3 separate regions of the Homo sapiens genome follow, and regions 2 and 3 are each linked to region 1. A link is an interaction called in ENCODE POLR2A ChIA-PET data of the cell type or tissue named here. Cell type or tissue: OCI-LY7. All regions are shown on one strand. Each heading gives the region's core, and the rest is flanking DNA. Links, peaks and the distances in the headings are about the cores only.

Region 1 (8,203 bases), core at 2,256-6,255:
ATTTCTTTAGCTTATTTTGCATGAAGAGCTTAGGTTAAACAAACAAACAAACAAAGACACCATTAAGACATAAACATAGAATGCCAGGAAAACAGTTGATGTTAGGAACCCTTTGCTGTTTTGCTTGTATTATTTCCTCAAATTTTAGAGCAAGAAGAGGCAACAGATATTATATGGTGCAAACCCCTCCATTTGGAGACAAGAAAAGTGTGAGTGTCTTATTGAAGATTTCATAGCTAGAAGAAGCTCTAATATGACTCAAACCTGGCCTCCCCACTGCAAACCAATGGGCTTTTCTTCTCACAAGTCCTCCCAGAGAGAACCTCGGCTGATATTCAGTGGGCATGACCTGTGCGGATATACTGGTTGCTAAAACACTGAAATATTTCTATTTTGGTTTGATAATTGATGTCACCTTGAACCTCCAAGGCCCCGCCACCCACCCTGGCCCCTCCTTCAAGTTAGAGCCTGGCCCAACAGCGGCCTCTGGAGCCGGCTTCAGCACTAAGGCTAGCACCCACTGGAGTTCACCGAGGCCCCCACCCCTCACTGGTTGTTAAATATGTTAAATCTCATCCCTGGGTCAGGTGGGGTTAAGGGACGATTATGTAGCCCATTCTCTGGTTCAGCTGAGTGATCAGAACCCTGACACAGATCCCTTGCTTGGGAAAAGGTAACACTTCCACGTAACAAAGGTAACACTTCTGTGTAACAAAACCCCACTCCAGATGTGCTTCGAACACACAGCAATGAAGCCACTGAGATCATCAGCCCACCTTCAGAGAAGCTGAAGATGGTCTCAATGCAAGGAATCACAATGACTACAAGTCTGTAAGCAAAATCTGCGGGGAAAGAAGCGAAGATTTCTCAACCTGGAGAAATAAAGCCAGAGCACAGGCAGCTCAATAATGCTTTCCAAACACAGGACATTCAAAAGCCAGTGGCCAATAAGGTGTTTAATTTTCTTTAAAGCCAAAGTCTGAGAATAAAAACTCGATTTTCTAGCAGATATGATTTAGGTCAGAACTTCCTCCAGAAAGGATACTAGGCAGTGAAGCAGGTTCCTAAGGAAGTCTGTGGAACATTCGATGGCAGGAATCTTAAGAATAAAACCAGTTCTACTCCTAGTAATTTATCCTCCAAACATGCTTATGAGTGTGCACAGAGATACATGTACAGGGATGTTCAGTGAAGCCTTGTGGTTAAAAGCAACAGCATGATCATCAGCAAAAGATAGGTTAAATAAATTACGGTCTGTCAGGCGATGCAACGCTAAGGAGCTGTTGAAAAGAATGAGGTCGGCAGCATGTCCTGGTACAGAAAAATCTACTGTATTGTTAATGAGCGCAGGTCTGTTTCTAGAATCCTCTCATTTGTGCAGGAAGAAAACGGGACACAACTTAACGCTTGTATGTGCAGAGAACATTTCTAGAAGGAAACACAAGAAACTGTTGCTAATGAATTTACTTCTGGGAAAAGGACCAGAAGATTCGAGGGGGAGGGGTGTGGAAACTTACTCGTTCCCCTAAACCTTTTCACGCTATTTAAATTTTTTTATTGTTACCGTGTACACGTATTACTTTTTCGTCTACGAAAGAAAAGAACAAAAGCTCTGAGCACTTCCGGGCAGGCATATAGAAGGAGCCAGCTACATCCCAAGGCCTCCCCACCCTCGGCCTCCAAGTCTGCCCAATCCGCTTCAAAGACACAAAGTCCAGTGGGTGAAGAAAACAGGATGATTCACATCGATAAAAATTCAACTTTAAAAAAAGTATTCTTTCTAATTTAGAACCTGGGTTAGGACTGTATTAGCATATTTCAGAGAGGCGGCATAGCAAAGTCAAAAGAATCAGGAAGTCTGGACTCCAGTTAAACAAACTCCCTGAGCCTCGGTTTTCCTCTTTGTTAAAGAAAGGTTGAGAATAATACTGTCTTTCCCATGGTACTATTATGAGGATTAAATGAGACAATGTGTGTGAAAAAAGTGTTTCGAAAAATCATAAAGGGGAATGTAGATGCTAGGCATTAATTAGTGTTATTACTGAAAAATTCAGACTACCATGATTAACTGGAAAAAAAGGAACTAGGTCTGTTTTTTTTAATGCCAAATATATAGTTTATAACTACTAAAAGTACTATCATGACATTGACTTGAATAGTCCTGCTGCATAAACCATTTTTTTTCACAAAGACAAGTCAAGGCTGGTTCCAACACTTGACTTAACTTTCAATCATTTTGTTGTAATGAAATTTTGTTATAAAAAATCATACTTCCAGTCCATTGGATCTGAAGATGAGAATGCATTTTTGAAACGAAAAGAGTGGAGAAGAAGAAAACTGCCATGTTGCCCCAGAGTTTCTTATTTAAGAGGGAAGATCAGAGAAGTGTTCATAAAGCTAAACATTAGGGCATTTAAGAACCTTCCAAGAGTGTTCCTAAACTGCTTATCCAGTCTTACTTCTTGAATTGCCCATGTCACACCTGAGATTATACCTTGGAAAATAAACCACAGCAAGTGTGCTGCTAGTCCACATTTCCACTCCATGGCAGACAGTAACTGATGGACATGGCACTCTTTCTCAGTAAGTGCAGACTCATCCTCAGAATCCTACTCAACACCATGCTCTAGGCAGCCACCCCCAAGCAACACAAGCTAGCCTGTGAGATGAAGCCCTTGTTGCCATCTTTCCCGTCAAGGAACAAAGGCTTATCACCATTTCCCAATCCGGAATTTTCTCCTTTGTGTGCCACAGCTTATGCCTTCCCCTCTGCCTGAAAGCTCAATGTCCTTCTTTCATTCCTTTTTTTTTTTTCCTTCTTCTTCTCTTTTTTTGAGACAGAGTCTTGCTCTGTCACCCAGGCTGGAGTGCAGTGGCACCATTTTGGCTCACTGCAGCCTCCATCTCCTGAATTCAAGCAATTCTCCCACCTCAGCCCCCCAAGTAGCTGGGACCACAGATGCATGCCACCATGCCTGGCTAATTTTCTGTATTTTTAGTAGAGATGGGCTTTCACCATGTTGGCTAGGCTGGTCTCTAACTCCTGGCCTCAAGTGATCTGCCTGCCTCAGCCTCCCAAAGTGCTGGGATCACAGGCGTGAGCCACTGCACCCAGCCCCTCCTTTTTGATCCATGAAAACTCTACACATCCTTCAAGTCTCTGTCAAAATGTCACCTCCTCTGAAGAAGCCACACAAAGTGCTTAACACACACAGATTGCTCAGGAACTTTTTTTCAGTGAATGAATGACTTAAAATAAATAAATAGCTTCATGACATCACCTGGTAGTTTAGCCTAATGAATAAGTGTGGGGTTTGGGAACCAAACTATCCAGGTTCAAACTCCAGCATCTTCATTAATAGCTGTGCAAACTTAGACAAACTACTCTATCTCTCTGAGTCAGTTTTCTGTTTTCTCCTTGGTGGAATATTGGGCATATTAAATTAAATAACAGCGGGCCAGGCGCTGTAGTTCACCCAGCACTTTGTAATCCCTGCACTTTGGGGGCCGATGCAGGCAGATCACTTGAGGACAGGAGTTTGAGACCAGCCTGGCCAACATAGCGAAACACCATCTCTACTGAAAATACAAAAATTAGCTGGGTGTGGTGGCACGTGTCTGTAACACCAGCTACTCGGGAGGCTGAGGCAGGAGAATCGCATGAACCTGGGAGGCGGAGGGTGCAGTGAGCTGAGATCGCGCCACTGCACTCCAGCCTGGGTGACAGAGCAAGACCCTGTCTCAAAAAAATTAGATAACCACGTAAACCACATAAAGCACTTTGACAGTGCCTGGCACATAGCAAATGTTCAGTAGCAGTAAGTGACTGTAACTATTGGTAGCCATGTTAAAGAGGGTGGCTTTGTCCTCATCTTTAAGCCTCCACACTCAGTAAAGAAATTGATACATAGTAGGTGCTCAGTCAATCTTTGTTTAATTGAATGAATCATGATACGTGTCATAGGAGCAGTACCAACACAGCATTCTGATGGCCAGCATTTATGAAGTTAATTTCTGGTTGTGGAAATTAAAAAAAAAAAAACTCAACAAAACTTCAGGGTGGGGGCTAGAAAAGTGTTAGAAATTTGAGCAGGCTGTTGAAATAGGGGCATGATTTTGCCAAGCAGACATGGAAAGTGGCAGTGGGGGGCGGTGTTGCTTCGTGGGCAGGGGGAGTCGGGGCGGAACAGGAGCTATTCTAAGGAAAAGAAACTGCTTTAGCAAAGACATAGGGGTGGGGAATCAAAGACTTAAACCACAAAGGGGAAGCTGAGCTTACCTGTGGCTGCAAAGGAGAATCCCTGAACAGGAGGAGCCTGCAGCCTTAACTAGCGCAGCCCTGGTGGGTTTGTCTGGGAAGCTGTGGAGTGTGTGCAGTGGCCCTAGGGAAGGAGCACTGCCACCTCCACCCCCACACCCTCCCTCATGTGGCAACACAGCCCTGCAAGGGTATCAGTGTGTGATGTTCACAAACTGTCCTTCCCTCTTGGTTAAGAGCATTCATTCAATCAACAAGTAGTCATGAGTGCAGGGGCCTATGATCAGCATCAGAACAAAGCAAACAAGTCCCCTGGCCTCATGGAGCTTGTGCTCCAGTGTGGGCCAGGAAATAGGCACATAGGCAACTAAAGATATTTACTGAAACTGTCCAGTGGTGATCAGGCCAGGAAGGAAAATGAAGGTGGACAATGACAGGCAGGGCGGTGGGGGTGGGCCTGCTGTCTTAGATAAGGAGATGGCATTGGAGCAGAGGGGTAGGTGAGGTAAGGAAGTGGCCATGTGGTGATCTGGGAGAAGAGCATCTTAGGTGGAGGGAGCAGTCACACAGATGTCCCAAAGTGAGAATGAACTTGGTATGCTCCAGGAGAAGCAAGCGGGCCCCTGTGGCTGGAAGCAGTGGGGAAGGGTGTGCGTGGTGGGACACAAGGCTGCAAGGGGACAGGGACAGATTCCCACAGAGTAAGGGGCATGGGTTGATCTTAACTGGGATCAGTGGATTATGGGAGGAACTGGGGGGCTTAATCAGGCAGTGATGCAATCACCTTGCACTGGCTGCTGGTGGGGGGTGAGGAGGGTACGACGGGCAAAACTGGGTGGCCACTTGCAGGCAGTGCCAGGAGTCCAGACAGGAGGATGACGGCTTAGACCAGGATGACGGCACTCCACGTGGTGAGAAATGCAAGAAGGGACTGAATATGTGACACATACAGCCAGCACTAGGTGACTCTCAAAATAGAGTATGACAGGAAGAGAAGTCCAGGTGGGTCCCCAGGTCTGGGGCCCAAGTCACTGGCCTGCATGGCTGATTCCTTTCTTTCTGTGACTCCAGCGTGAGTCAGGCACACATGTGATTTGGGAGGGACAACAGAAACGCCCAGTCCCCTCCCTCAAGGAAATAAGCCACATTAGGTAGATCCACAGTCTGCCTATGGCTACATATGCCCCCCACACCCAGAATGCAGCAGTAACACGTGCACCGGGGGCATGTGGCCGAGTCGTGGCACACACGTGTTCCCAATGGCTACCGACTTCTCATCTGGGTTAGGTTTTCCCTGCAGGGCTGGGTAAACGTCTGCTGCGTCTCCACCAAAAATCAGCCTCATGGCCTGGCCGGGTCTGGCCTGGCAAAGGAGATAAGCTGCTGAGAGCCGTGTCTGGACACACGTGGCCCTCGCCTCGGGAGCCTTGGCAAAGCCAGCGATGGAGGCCCTCCAAGCACACTTCCAGAACGCCCGGGCACAGGGACTTTGACTCTTTTTATACATGAAAAGGAAAATGAAAGCAAGTCAGGGAGTACTTCAGTTCAGAGGCAGGGCCATCGTAGGACACCAGGCACTTGACACAGAAAACCTTCCCTGAAACCCCACATCAGTGCTGGCTGAGACAGGGACCATACATGACAGGCCCCCTGTGGCTCAGCTCGGAGCCTCACTAATGCCATCTTGTTCTGACTTGATTCTTGTTCATCAAGAAGCCCCTGCTAAGAACAAACCAGAGGCTTGGCCCCCTTCTATCCCCACAGCCCAGATCCAGAACAAAGGTCATGGATGTTTTCCATGGGACTGCTGCAGACCCTCTTGTGATCTGTCTTTTGGAGAAGGAAGAATGTGTGCCCCTTTTTCGGTAAACAAATCACAGCCTTGTAATCAGAGCTTATTTTGAGGGTGCATGGAGCTCCCCACCATTTTCAGTGACTTTAACTCTTGGGAAAGGGTTTTCTCTGCGTTATGGTTTAATTCTCACTCCTAAGGTAATGCTCTGAAGCAGGTGAGGAGAAAAATCCCACTGTGCTGTTCCTAAGCCTTGTGAATATGAGAAGAAACAACAAAAGAAGGAAAAGACGTTTCACATTTTAAGGGCATATTCAGGTGCCCTAAGAACTGAGCCAGTTCGTTAAATGATTTCATTTGGAAACTTCCAGCTTGCAATTCAGTCATTCTTCAATCAGAAATACATGATTTGTCAAATATGAAATGGAATCATTAATCCCTGACAAAGTCGGAGGTACAGCAAATTGTGGCTGTGTGTGCCCCACGCTATCTTCCCCTTAACAAATTAGGTGGCCCTGTGGAAGGTATTCCAGACAGATGCCTGCATGGGGCTCTGCCTGGAAGAGGGAGGCACACTGATCATCAAAATGATTGACTTGACTGCTTTCAGACATTTAACTACCCATCCCACCCTCCCCACTATGTGCACACACACAGAAAGGGAATTTACTTTCATCTTCTAGACATCTTTTCATTTAAAGCACTGCACAAATGCAGAATAAACCAGACAGACAGGGTTATTAAAATGTAGGTTAAAATTGTATAGATCTACACAAACACAGGACCCCCTGTAAAAAGTGGTAAAATCTGAGTAAGGTCTGGAGTCCAGTTAACAGTATTAGATCAGCATTACTTCCCCAATTTTGATTTTGCACTGTAGTTATGGAAAATGAGGAAGCGGGGGTGAGGATACACAGGGACCCTGTACCCTTTGCAACTTTCTGTGAATCTATACTTATTTCAAAATAGTTTTAATTCAGCACTTTGGAAGGCCAAGGTGGGAGGACTGCTTGAGCCTAGGAGTTCAAGACCAGCCTGGGCAACATAGGAAGACCCCATCTCTACAAAAAAATAAAAAAATAAACTGGGTGTGGTGGTACATGCCCATGGTCCCCGCTACTCAGGAGGCTGAGGTGGGAGGATTGTTTGAGCCCAGGATGTTGAGGCTATAGTGAGTTATGATCGTGCCACTGCACTCCAGCTTGGGTAACAGAGTGAAACCCTGTCTCAAAACAAGAAAAAGTTTTGAAAAATATCAAATGTGCCAGTTCTAGGGTAAGTGGCTTCTGACCAACTATCATGTATGGTGACACAGGTCCTTTCAGTTTTCATTATATGCAGAGCTGTTTTGGGACAGTACCAAGAAATCGCCACAGTCATTATTTCCCCCAAAGATAGCCCAACAGAAATCACATCCCAGAGATGACAAGAAATTGATCACTAAAGGAAAAACTTAGAGTGCATGTCCTTAAGTCACCTTGTCCCAAACCCATCCTGTTGATGAAATGTCAGGCACTTCCTGTGGAAGGGTCTGTTGCCACAAATCCATGGATGTCCTCTGCCTGCCAAGCCTGGCTGGGGGTCGGGACACGGGAACCATAGCAATCCTAAGTCCAACCAGCTCTGTCCCTGGCCCACAGGTTCTCAAGTTTTAGGGTGCATTAGAGTCGTGAGGAAGGTGTTTAAAATGCCGATTCCAAGCCTTCCCCCACCCCCGCAGATCCTGACTAAGTAGATGAAGGACTGGGCCTAGGAATTTGCATTTGCAACAAGCATTTGTGATTCTGTCACAGGTGGTCCTAGGGCCACAGTTGAGGAAACAACTGGGCGCATGTGTGGGGAGGGCTCCCCACTGAGGGGGCAGAAGAAGAGCTGGCAGGCACTCGGCATCCACAGAGCAAGGCGCTCCTTGCACCAATGGAGAGAACTTCAGAGTGCCGCCTCTCAGCACATGCCTGAGATCTCCAGCCCCACGGCTTAAGGGAGGCTGCAGAAGGGCCTTGGAGCCTCCGGGATTGGTCCTGCTGAGGCTGTGACCATGTGGCATTTAGGATAAAATGCAGAGTGTGGACTCTATCATCATCACAGCTTCTCACTGAGTGCTGATGATGTGCTGAGCAATCACATCTCATTTAGTCCTCACAGCACTGCTC
Region 2 (4,000 bases), core at 1-4,000, 1.2 Mb after region 1:
ATGATCAGAGATGCTTCCAATTCTGGTAAAATTGTGACATCACACACTTGTCAAGATCAACTCCTTAAATAGTGAACATGTTACTATAGAAAAACATTATAACTTCAGTTTTCAGGTCAGCCCATTGGAACCTTTTTTAGTGGAGGAGAAAGGAGAACAGTAAACTCTTCCTTAAGCCCCTATTATATAGTAATGGAAATTAGATGAGTCAACTTAAAGGGGCAATATCAATTAATTTCAATTATTATGTAAGTTCCAGAGCTCTTTGTATGGTATCTGTAGACATAAGAACTAGTTACAAGAATGTATAAGAAAATGTATTACATATTCTATAGATAGTTGGCCTACAACAGTCCATTATGATGTTTCTTTTCTGTGACATTAAAACCCTTTACATTTGCTAAAGGTAGCCAAAACTATGTTTTATGTTGGCTGTAGTGGTTATCTTAAACCTTTCGCTGTGTTTTCTATACTCTGTAATTCTTACTGCCAAACATTATACTAAGGCTGTCTTCACCTGACACATACCACCTCATTTCTTTCAGGCCTATGTGGCCTTCCCTGACACCCTCACCCACTCAGGTGGAATCATTTTTACCTCTGGACTCATATTGAATCTCGCATAAAATTTTGTTATGTATTTTCTTTTTTACTACATCTCATTGTCTTTCTTAGTCTATTGATAGTTTGCTATTAATTCATGCATCCATACCTACATACATTCATTCAGCTATTATACAAACATTTATCAAGCTTCTACTTTTGGCAAGTACTACATTAGGCTTTGGGGATACAGAGATACGACATAGTCTTTGCCTTCATGCAATTTGATAAGTGTCATGTTAAAGGTGTAAGGGAAGCATTATACGAAAGTACCTGTGGAGAAGATAAAGGAAGGCATTTCAGAGAGGGAATGTTACAGTTCTTTGCTCTTTAAGGTTTTATAGAAGCCTCATAGGAGTTCCTGTAATTTTTCCATACTTAGAGAGTACTGATATCTTTCTATACAAAATGTAGTGTTTCAAAGTAGTCTTTGGAATCGTACATATTTGGGTTTGAATCCTTGCCTTACCTATTACTAATTATGTAACCTTAGGCAAGTTACTCAACCTCTCACAAGTATCTTCACCTATAAAATGGAAATACTATTATAAGGTTTTCTTGAGTATTAAGCCATTGGTACAGGACCCAGCATATATTATATGCCTGTGTTTATTGTCATTGTTATTATTATTAGACTTTGTGTAATGAAATCTTTACTAGCATCATACTTGGTTGTTAAGAAATCTTAGTTGAGTACTGGGTTGCTTGTATTTACAGTCCATAATAAAGTGATTTTATTTCCTTATTTTACCTGTGCCTCCTACGTGCTTTCTTCATAGCTAATAAAATGGTTTAGTACTTATTATTATATAAATTCCTCTACCTACCTACCTCAATCCATGAAGGCTTTTTATTTCCCACTTGTGACTTCAATGTACTTTGTTCAATTTTTAAACAGTTAAACATTAGAATGTTAAAAGTATAGATTTTTTGATACTTTTAAAGAAAATCAATATGATCTAAATTGAAAACTTAATTGTTTTTTAAAGTCTGCTATAGATGTTAAATTAAGTTACTTATGGTTTTATTATCCTTTGTGAAAGGATAATAAGTGACAGAAGTAATTAATGACTATAAAATATTTTCAACTTTAGGCTGGGAGCGGTGGTTCATGCCTGTAATCTCAGCACTTTGGGAGGCTGAGGCGGGCGGATCACGAGGTCAGGAGATCGAGACCATCCTGGCCAACATGGTGAAACCCCATCTCTACTAAAAATACAAAAAATTACCCAGGCGTGGTGGCACGTGCCTGTAGTCCCAGCTACTTGGGAGGCTGAGGCAGGAGAATTGCTTGAACCCGGGAGGCGGAGGTTGCAGAGAGCCGAGATCGAACCACTGCACTCCAGCCTGGGTGACAGAATGAGACTCTGTCTCAAAAAAAAAAATTTTTTTTTCAACTTTATAAATTTCTAAATCATAGTAAGTCATAACAGAAAGTAACCTTAGAAAACCAAAACTTTTTCAATGTAGCTACTAAATTATTAACATACAGGAGTCTTTCTACAGCTAAGTTTGCACTGAAGAGGTTTTTGAAACATGTAACAAATTATTAAATCACACATGGATGAGCTCCAACAGTGATCATCAATAATATGTAAAGTGTTAAATGTGTTGCTCAAATATTTAAATTTGTATACTAGAAATATTTTCATTTAATATATATATATATGTGTGTGTGTTTTTCAAATAAACAGGATAGCAGTGCACGAACCTTCATTTATGATCTCCCAGTTGAAAATCAGTGACCGGAGTCACAGACAAAAACTTCAGCTCAAGGCATTGGATGTGGTTTTGTTTGGACCTCTAACACGTTAGTATTCTCTCTCACTCAGAGGATGATGTAAAAGAATATCCTGATCATCTCTGTGTTATTTAAGGAAAGAGAAAAATAAGATAGTAGGCCTCTAAGAAGAATCATCTATTACCTGTGAAAGAAGTGTAATACTACCTTAAAAGATTTATAAGATAGGATTTTCTGTCATTGAAACATGAGTGTGAAATTTTCAAAGCTGGTTACTAATGTAAGAAGTTATATAAAAAACTATATTTAGCTGTTAATTTAGAATTTTTAGATTTAAAACTTTGGATCTTTGGAGGAGTTTTAATGTTGATGTTACTATAATTGGATATTCACTGAGGAATCTCTTAAAAAATAATATAGTCTAACCATCTTGATGGCATGAAGCAATAGAGCCTAACAGTTTTCACTAAACACCAAGAAAATGGATTTTTAGGTATAGATGGAAAGCAAAGACTCACTTGAAGCTTTATAAATTAACAAACTCTACTGGCAGGAGCAAGAAGTAGAAAATGTTATTTGATTGTTTTGAAGAGAAACATTTGAGAAAGTGTTATGCAATATCTGTAAAGAAAATAAACCTTGTATTTATTTACTTTGACAGGAATATTTTTTCCCCAGAAGAGAAATTTAATATGTTTGTTTTATTTAATTTCAATTTTTTCAGAAAGCTTTGGGAGAAAGTGTTTGAAAAGTACACCTTTTAAAGGAATTATGTTTTTTTTTTTTAGTCAAAAAAGTATAACAAAATTAATACAAGAAAAATGCCTTCCACAAGTTATAAAGTAGGAAACTAATGTTTATTCTCCCTGAATTCTTGGAGTTAGGAGATTTTCAGGTTTCTATGATACCATCTTGGGAATGGCCCTTCTAAAAAAGGGTAACTAGAATTGGTTGAATAGATTTTATGACTTTACTGGTGGTTCTTTTTTGGCTTGGGCTAAAAGAGCAGCTGGTGAAACAGCTGGAACTCCCCATATGAGAGCTGGTGGAAATGCACTGTTGGTGGAAATTACAAACCCTAGGAAATAGAACACTACTGAAATGCCGAGCGTTCCATAGAGATGATGCCCTTTCCAACCTTTTCCTTGTCCTCACTTCCAGACTGAATCCATTGGGGGATTGTCTTCTGTGGGATTCTGTCCAATTTTTCTCATGTGAGTGGTTGGTAAAAATAGGAATTAAAGTATAGAATTTGTTTCTATTTACAACTTGATCAGGAATACTCATATTTTATTAATCTTGGAACTAACCCCTTTCTAAGCCCCAAAAATTATATTACCAAGTCATTTGAAAAGAAATCAAACTAGTCTCAAAAAAGATTGTAAACAAATATTTAAATAAACCAATTAAAAAGTTAATGATTTTAAATATGTTTGTCTTAGAATGGTTGAGTGAATGTGCCCCATAGTCAGAACACTTATGTTAGATTTATTTTAAAAACCAGCATTGTCAAATGAACAGAGATACATTTTAAAGTTTTTTTTTTTTTAATCTTTTCCAGTCTGTGGTGCTTATTATTGAGTGTAGGACCTTATTTATCTATTTATTGTTATTTATGGTCAGAGAATAGGGCTCACAGTTGAAGGAGAACCTGAA
Region 3 (8,203 bases), core at 2,196-6,195, 130 kb after region 1:
TTTGTTCAGCTTCTTTCAGATTTTGTCCAGGGTCCTTTCTTTTCACTCAGATGGTGTATTAGTTTGCTGTGACAAATTGAGACAGCCAGATGGGAAAGAGTCCCCAGAAAAACTCCAACCAGCATGCGCACTGGAAGGAGTGTGCACTGGGGTGGAGCCACAGAAGTTCGCGGGGAGGAGCCTGCCCCCTTCTCTTCCTGGGTGGTACCTGGGATTCAAGTTGCGAGGTGGAAAGCATATACTAGCAGGATTCTTGCTCTGGCTTTGTGGAGGGTGCCTGTTTCCCTTTCTTTTTTTTCTTTTTTTTCTTTTTTTTTTTTGGTGCTTTTCACCCAATAAACTCTGCCCTCCTCACCCTTCAAATTGTCTGTGAGCCAAATTTTTTGTGACCGTGTGACAAGGACCCCCATCTTTAGCTGAACTAAGGAAAGAGTCCTACAACAAAATTACCACAAACTGGGTGGCTTAAAATGACAAAAATGTATTCTCTCAGTCCTGGAAGCTAAAAGGCTGGAATCAAGATGTCAGCAGGGCCATGCTCCCTTGGAAGAATCTAAGGAAACATCCTTCCTTGCCTCTTCCTACCTTCTGGTGACTGCTGGCAATCCTTGTCATTCCTTGGCTTACAATTGCATCACTCCAATTGCTGCTTCTGTGGTCACAAGGCCTTATTCCTGTAGGTGTGTCTGTGTGTCTCCAAATCTTCCTCTTAATCCTTATTAGGATGCGAGTCTTGTTAGATTTAGAGCCCATCCTAATCCAGTATGATCTCATCTTCACTTGATTACATCTGCAAAGACTTTATTTCCAAATAAGGTCACATTCTGACGTTCCAAGAAGATGTATATTTGAGGGACACGCTATTCAACTCACTATTCAACAAATGGTTTATACAATGTTCTGCTGAACAAAGAGTAGTTCTCTCCCTAAAAACTCCTCCTATAGCTCTTAAGATAAATTATATATATTTGCCCCTCACCACAGTAACTCTTTAATCTTAGGCCTATTGGGTTTGTCTCTCCAGTTATTCTTTTTTTTTTTTTTTTTGAGACAGAGTCTCCCTCTGTCACCCAGGCTGGAGTGCAGTGGTGCAATCTCAGCTCACTGCAACCTCTGCCTCCCAGGTTCAAGTGATTCTCCTGCCTCAGCCTCCTGAGTAGCTGGGATTACAGGCACGCGCCACCACGCTTGGCTAATTTTTGTATTTTTAGTAGAGACGGGGTTTCACCATATTGGTCAGGCTGGTCTCGAACTCCTAACCTCATGATCCGCCCACCTCACCCTCTCAAAGTGCTGGGATTACAGGCATTAGCCACCACGCCCGGCCTTTCTCCAGTTATTCTTAAGTGGCATTAGCTGGGTATTGGTGCATGAGAACTCTTTGCATTCCCATAGTGCCTAGTCAGTGCTATGTACATAGCAGGTGCTTAGCAAATATAAGAAAAGAAACTTTTGATATGATGTTTGCTCAGTGCTCTGGTGGGAAAGTATCTCTAAGAACTGATGATTACCTTTCCAGGGATTTTGCTCTTTATAGTTCCCATGGACAACCTTCTGTGGGTCCTCAGTAATCACTGAATACAGTTAACACTCAGCTCAATATGTAAAGCCCTTCACCACCAGTGCGGGGGCCTCCCTAGTCTCACCTCTCTTTTAGCCTTTGCTGTCTCTGTCCGTGCTCCAAGCCACCAGACTCTTTCCTAGCCCAGAGCTTTTGCTTGGCTATACCTCCTGCCTGACTGGGTCTCACTTCCTATATCCCCCAGCCTTCCCTCTTGCTAAACATTTACTCATCCCTCAAGACCTGATCCAAAAGCCACTCCTTCCGTGAAGCCTTCTTGAATTCCCATAAGCTGAATTCATGTGTTCTGCCTTAATGCTCCCCACCATGTCAACACAGCTCCATTTTAACATTTGCCGCATTCTGAGGAAATTCTTAATGTATGTGTCCGCTTCCTTCCAGACTGAGATGTCTCTTAGGTATAGTGTCTAGCATAGTGTAAACTCAATGATGTTTGTCCAATGAAGCCATAATGGTGGAGTTGATGATAAACAGACATAGGAGTTTTCTGGGTCTTCTTAACCCATGCCTGGGAAGCTGTTGTAGAATTTCTTAGCATGGTCATTGGGTATTAGGGGAGGGAATGTTAGGGGTCTATATGAGAATCTAAAATCTGTATTAAGAATCCGTCAATGCCTATAATCCCAGCACTTTGGGAGGCCGAGGCAGGAAGACTGCTTGAGTCCAGGAGTTCAAGACCAGCCTGGGCAACAGAGCAAGACCTCAACTCTATTTAAAAAAAAAAGAATCAATCCAAGGTGACAATCTTTTATGGCTTGTGACCCTAGATAATATAGAACAGTTCTTTCCCTGTGGGAGGCTGGGGAGGGTGTGGAGTCCTAGGGAAGAGGGGTGCCTCTTCCCAGGTTCTTCATCTTAGTTGGGGTCCCTCCACTTGGCTCAAGTCTTGGGGACATACTGTATGAAGCTGAAGAACCAAGAAGCTGTAAAAAAGAAAGTGCTCAGGGGCTAGCACTCTCTCACCATCTCAAATGGACTGTAGGATCCATCTATCTGTGTATGGGTCCTCTCTCTTGATGAGGCAGACATTTCCAGAGCCTCATCTGTATTCCTCAGAGCTTTCCGTGTGCTTCTGATCATTGCAGCTGCCAGTATATCTGCATCTCTGTGTCTAGGGAATTTTTTCCTGGAGCCGTGGAAGGCAGCTCTTTCCACAAGCACAGGGTTTGAATTCCAGGGAATCAAGTGCTATGGGAGCAGTCCTCAACCAGACTCTCAGGAGTTGCTATATAAATATCCTAACTCCCTCACCTCCTGGCTGGGGAGAGTTCTGAGGTATGCATATGACACAGTTTCCCCCTGGGTTAAGCTCCAGTCACTGCCTTCTGTGGCTGGCTCAGTAATGCACCACTTACTGGCTGCCTTCCCTTCCTGGTATCACTTCCCCAAGTCCTCTTCTGCAGTTTCCTGAGACCACTTCCCAAATAAACCACTTGCACGGAAATTGTTGTCTCAGAGTCTGCTCCTGAGGGAACTCAAATGAAGAAACGGGGCCACCCTGGTCTCTTTCACTTTTGTTCTGTGCTCTTCTTGTTACCATTTGACTTATCCTTTCCTCTAATCTCTATATCCTTTTAAAAAATCTCAGCCGGGCGTGGTGGCTCATGCCTGTAATCCCAGCACTTTGGGAGGCCCAGGCGGGTGGATCACCTGAGGTCAGGAGTATCAGCCTGGCCAATACGGTGAAACCCCGTTTCTACTAAAAATACAAAAATTAGCCGGGCATGGTGGCATGTGCCTGTAATCCCAGCTACTCGAGAGGCTGAGGCAAGAGAATTGCTTGAACCGGGGAGGCAGAGCTTGCAGTGAGCTGAGATCCGCCCCTGCACTCCACTGAGATATCTCTTGGGTATAGTGTCTAGCATAGTGTAAACTCAATAATGGTTGTCCAATGAAGCCATAATGGTGGAGTTGATGTTAAACAGGCATAGGAGTTTTCTAGGTCTTCTTAACCCATGCCTGGGAAGCTGTTGTAGAATTTCTTAGCTCTGGGCAACAGAGCAAGATTCCGTCTGGAGGAAAAAAATCTCATATCTCTGCCTTTTTCATGCTTTTTATTTAGTCATTTTAGTAATTATTTCTACTGTTCCATGATGCACACCATCTGTATCTCCTCATGGCTCTCTGCTCCTGCTGTCTCTCCCTACAGCCCTTCATTTACTATTCCCACTGCTAACTGTCTGGCACTTGCCTAATTTCTCAGTTCAAATCCGCCAGGGATGAATTTAATGACCCGGCCATCTTTTTTTGCATAAGGCACAGGCTCCTGGGTGGATTGGCTGCACTCGGGTCAGCTGATCACCCCCTGTCCAATCAGAAGGGAGATGGGGCAGGAGCATAGCGGAAGGTTTAATGGCCGACCCCAAGGAGAAGAGTGGGGAAGCTGTAGCCTGTCTCCTATTCCTTCATATGGACAATTGACATTGTCTTAACTTTATTTTAAATATAACTTCAATTTCTCCTTTGCAATCAGATTGTCTTCTTAAGTCTCTCCAATACTGAAATTTCGAAGCTGCTATGGTTGTGCATAAATTAAGACTTGGCCGCCTAAGGACTGGACCCTCAGTAGAGCTGTGGGCAGGACCTTCCCCGGGAAAAGGAAGTGTCCGTGAGGCCAGTGTATTTGGCAGGTTAATACGCCAAGCATTCTGTGAAAAAAGTCTTTTTTGAATCATTACAAAACCTTGGAAAATACAGAAAAGCACAAAGGAAGAAAATAAAAGCCACAGGAAATCCCAGCACCCCGAGATAATCACTCCTTGAATTTTAGGGCCTTTTCTTGTGTGTGTGTGTGTGTGTGTGCGTGTGCGTGTGTGTGTCTACTTTAGAGGGAAATATTTCTTCCCCATAAAGAGGATTGTCCTACATATGCTGCTTTTTATAACCTGCATTTTTTTTAACCTACCACTGAACATTTTTCCGTGTCATTAAATATGCTTCTACCATCCTCATTTTGGTGTCAGCCTCGTCTTCCGATGCGGGGCTTCCTGCCTGGCTGAGCTGCCTTCTCAACCCTCCCCTCCCCAGGACACTCAGCTGTGAAAGGCGCTGATTTGCACAGGTGGATCTAATGAGCTCATCTCGCTTCCCCCTACACATTTCAGTTGATCCGAGGCCCAGGGCTGCCAAGTGGGGCCCGGGCTGTCTGTGGTAGTGGGAGCTTCCCCAACAGCCGTAGACTCTCCGGGGAAATCACCAGTCAGCTCTCTACAGCTTCCTCATTCCCCACATGCCATCTGCAGCTCAGGACACCGGAAACTCAAATCATCAAAAACCGGAGCTGGAAGCTCCCTTAGGAAGCTGCTCCAGCTCCTCCAGCCCCTCAAAAACCAGGCTGAGAGAGGGGAAGTGGCCCATCCACACTCAGCCAGGGAGTCGGTGGCAACGCCAAGACTCAAGTTGTGTGCCTTTAACCAAGCCCGGTCTCTTCTTGCCACCACCCCAATGCCTGTCAGGAGCTGGGGTTTTCCTTCTCCACCCATCAGCCCTGCAGGGTGAAGTCTCCATGGCATTCCTGAGCCCCAGGATGAGCCTGCCAACTTAATAGCCCTAGCCCAAGGCTTGACCTTGGGGAAGGTAACTGCCCCACCAGCCTCCTCTGGATCAAGTCCCAGTTTCACATCCCGGGACATGGTGCGGTTAGAACAGCTGCCTTTCTGACTCTCTGAGGTGGCTGAGTAAACATTCCCACAACATCAGGTCTTCCTGCCACTGGGGCCTATGTTGGTGAAGTGCGCTGGGCTTTGGAGACTGTCACTAGCCGCTGAGACTCTGCTTCAGACCTCCAGGCTCTCAGTCCATGGAGCAGATTCTGGTGGCTGGAGCAAGACCAGGAGTCTGGGACAGCCCTGCCCTTCCAGTGGGCAGTCACTTGGAGATGCCCTCAGGGCTAGCCTGGAGCCCACGTGAGGAGTCTGGTTACCAGGGGAACCTGAAGGAGACTTTGCCTCCATGGTGATTAAAGGAGTCAGGCCCAGAGTGTGCCTTGGGAAGCAGTTCTTCCAGCTGAGAGCCAGTTCACTCATTGTGAAATGGAAGGAGGATTATCCCAGTGCCCTATCTGCAGTTCTTAGGAGTCTCGGGCTCTGTGCCTGATTGCAAGAACCCTGGGGGCCTGGCAGTCAAGCAGCATGAAAGGAATTCCAAGGCCTCATTTCCCCCTTTTTACTGAGGCAATCTTGGCTGAGCCCCAGCCCCAGGGATGCCCCCATGGCACAGGCAGAGCTCCGGATGACCCCTTTTCTCATCCTGCCAGCCAGTGAAGTGTTTCCAGCTCTGCATCGCGGCAGGCCGCTTGTGCTTTATCTTCCTGGCATCTTTCTTCCATTTGGTGGGACAAGAGTCTTCTCCAAACATAAGTCCCTTAGCGCTTTTTCTGCATCTTAAAGAACACACTGCCTTGTTTCATCTTGAATCTACTTCCTTTCTCCTGCAGATTTTCTTAAGCAGCAAGCAGGACCAAACAATTCCCGGTGGTGGCTGTGTCTGCTAAGAACTAATGCCGTTTTATGTTAGACACTAGAGAAGGAGAGAATGTCATCCTGGAGAGTTGTCCTCATGGAAAAGATGGGGAGCAAACTCTCCTGTTTGATGCATGAGAACAGATTATTCTTATTCCCTTGGTGACTGAGAGCAAAGCCCCATGCCCGCTGATCCTTCACTCAAGCAGCTCTCATCAGGAACCCTCTGCTAACCCTTACACCCCACCTCTAGGCCAAGAAACTGGAAATCTTACTCTATAACTTTTATGAGTTCCCATTCCTTCAAAGACAGTGTCATTCTCACCATTGCAAGCCAGCAAAAAGATTTCCACCATCACCAGGGGAAGGAGAGAGGCAAGCCAGAAGAAGGAGGTGAACCCCTCTGGTGGCCCAGGCCCTGGGTCTGGAGCAGGGCAAACACCTCTGAGCTTGGCTACCAAGCAGAAGCAGCAAGAGTTGGAAGGAAGGGTGGAAACCAGGGGACAAGGAGAAGAAAGGTGGGTGGGAGAAAAGGGAGGGGGTTACCCGAACAATGGAGCCCCAAGATTACCAACCTGCTGCACGGAGTGGAAGAGCTACGAGGAGAACAAAGCTCTGCTGAGGCAGCCCCTGCTTCCTAACCCTGCTCACGCATGAAGGCAAGAAACCAGCGATACCAGTATTCCAGGGAGGGCCAGTTATAGAATTTTTGAGGCCAGTGTAAAATGAGATTGTGGGCCACCTTACTCAAAAATTATTAAGAACTTCAAGATGGAGACTGAAGAGGATTAAAGCAAGAGTGGGCCCTTGAGCACGGGGCCCTGGTCAAGGGCACAGGTCACATGTCCATGAAGCCATCCCAATTCCAGGGCTGGGGCTGGTGATCTGATGGTCTCTGGCCTAATTCAGATGCAGTTTATTGAAATTGAAAACAAATCTTGGGGGGGACATAATAAGATCAAATCGAGGGATGGAAGTTACATCAATAATACCTAGTTATTGAGTACCTGCTGTATGTCAGGCTTTCTTCTAAATGCCTTATATATGTTCCCTAATTCAAACTTTATGACAACTAAATGGGGTAGGTACTACCATCATCATCATTATCTGCCAGCTTAAGACACTGAGGCACTGAAAGGTTGAGTGATAGAACCATTGTGACCATTAGTTACCGGAAAGGCTAAGTAATTTGCTCAAGGACATCAAGCTTCCTAAGTGAAAGAGCTGGGATTTGAATGTAGGGCTAGGGCCCATGCCCCTAATCATTTAACAGTGCTGCAAACTTAGTGGGCAATTTCATCCAAGGGAAGCTTCTTTACAAGGAATCATCTTCCTGCAGCAAAGGAGGTTCTAAGTAGAGGTGTTCAGAGAGCCATGGCTGGCAACATTTGAATATAGGCAGGATCCCCTTTACAAAGGGGAAGCCAGCATTGCTATGGAGTTGGATGAAATGACAACAATCCTCATAAGACCTACCACTTTCTCAGTATTTGTGATAAGTCAGCAACTATGCTAAGCATTTTATAAGCACTTTTAGAGCCCAGAATATTAGTGCCTTGTCCTGTTTTACGGAAAAGGAAACAAGCCCAAAGGCACAAAACTTAGAGCTGTCATTCCCTAGAGTCAAGGAGCCAGGATGCAACCCCAGATCAGTCTTCCTCCAAAGCCCTTGCTTTCAACAGCTGTAAGATACAGGTTGGCTTTTAAAGTCCCTTCCACCCATAAGATGCAATAATTCTGAATGTCCATGGGGAAATGATATTGCGTCTGCCTGTGCGGTTTTATTTTCGCCAGTACTGATATTTTTATTGAGAGGTGGGAGGCTGCCAGGGGCCCGTGGAATCTGTTCCCTGTCTTGTGTCAGTCCTCTGGCACGTAGGACCAAATCCTGGCCAGATCCCACCGATTCTTCCTCGCACTCTACAATCTGAGCTTTGTTTAAGTGATGGTGAATGCCTGTATTTCTGATTTCATCTGTGCTTAACAAGATAACTTCATAAGTGCTGGTGTGATGTCCAGAAAAGTTCGTGAAGTCTCACTTTCTTTGAGCCAGGAAGCTTGTGACAACTTCTGTACCTCACACTGACCTGCAAGATGCCCTCTAGAAGTTTCAGAGTTAAAGCCACAAGCTAAAGGGCTTTAAGCCCAAGCACAGGCTAAG

The links. Peaks named below come from ENCODE experiments on the same cell type or tissue, not always from the same donor. Only the 100,000 strongest peaks of a DNase experiment are listed, where the experiment ranks them.
Region 2: POLR2A ChIA-PET joins it to region 1 with 5 read pairs; 1 of 35 experiments calls an interaction of 5 or more read pairs at or near these places.
Region 3: POLR2A ChIA-PET joins it to region 1 with 8 read pairs; 1 of 35 experiments calls an interaction of 5 or more read pairs at or near these places.

Annotation. Positions count from the first base shown.
Region 1 is chr4:25,838,217-25,846,419 of GRCh38, forward strand. All of the region lies in intron 2 of SEL1L3 (SEL1L family member 3), which reads right to left. Among named protein-coding and RNA genes, the nearest start is that of SEL1L3, 21 kb to the right of the region's middle. RefSeq lists an enhancer at 5,317-6,085 and a silencer at 7,691-7,985. In OCI-LY7, for the core only: CTCF peaks have their summits at 4,121 (motif pointing right) and 4,322; a DNase peak (open chromatin) is centred at 4,225; H3K27ac peaks cover 664 bases.
Region 2 is chr4:26,996,935-27,000,934 of GRCh38, forward strand. It overlaps STIM2 (stromal interaction molecule 2), which reads left to right. Exons shown (of 12, transcript NM_020860.4): 5 at 2,298-2,413. Among named protein-coding and RNA genes, the nearest start is that of STIM2, 140 kb to the left of the region's middle. In OCI-LY7, for the core only: no CTCF peak of the experiment used is centred there; no DNase peak of the experiment used is centred there; H3K27ac peaks cover 2,235 bases.
Region 3 is chr4:25,965,683-25,973,885 of GRCh38, forward strand. No RefSeq gene overlaps it. Among named protein-coding and RNA genes, the nearest start is that of SMIM20, 56 kb to the left of the region's middle. In OCI-LY7, for the core only: no CTCF peak of the experiment used is centred there; DNase peaks (open chromatin) are centred at 3,019 and 4,609; H3K4me3 peaks cover 645 bases.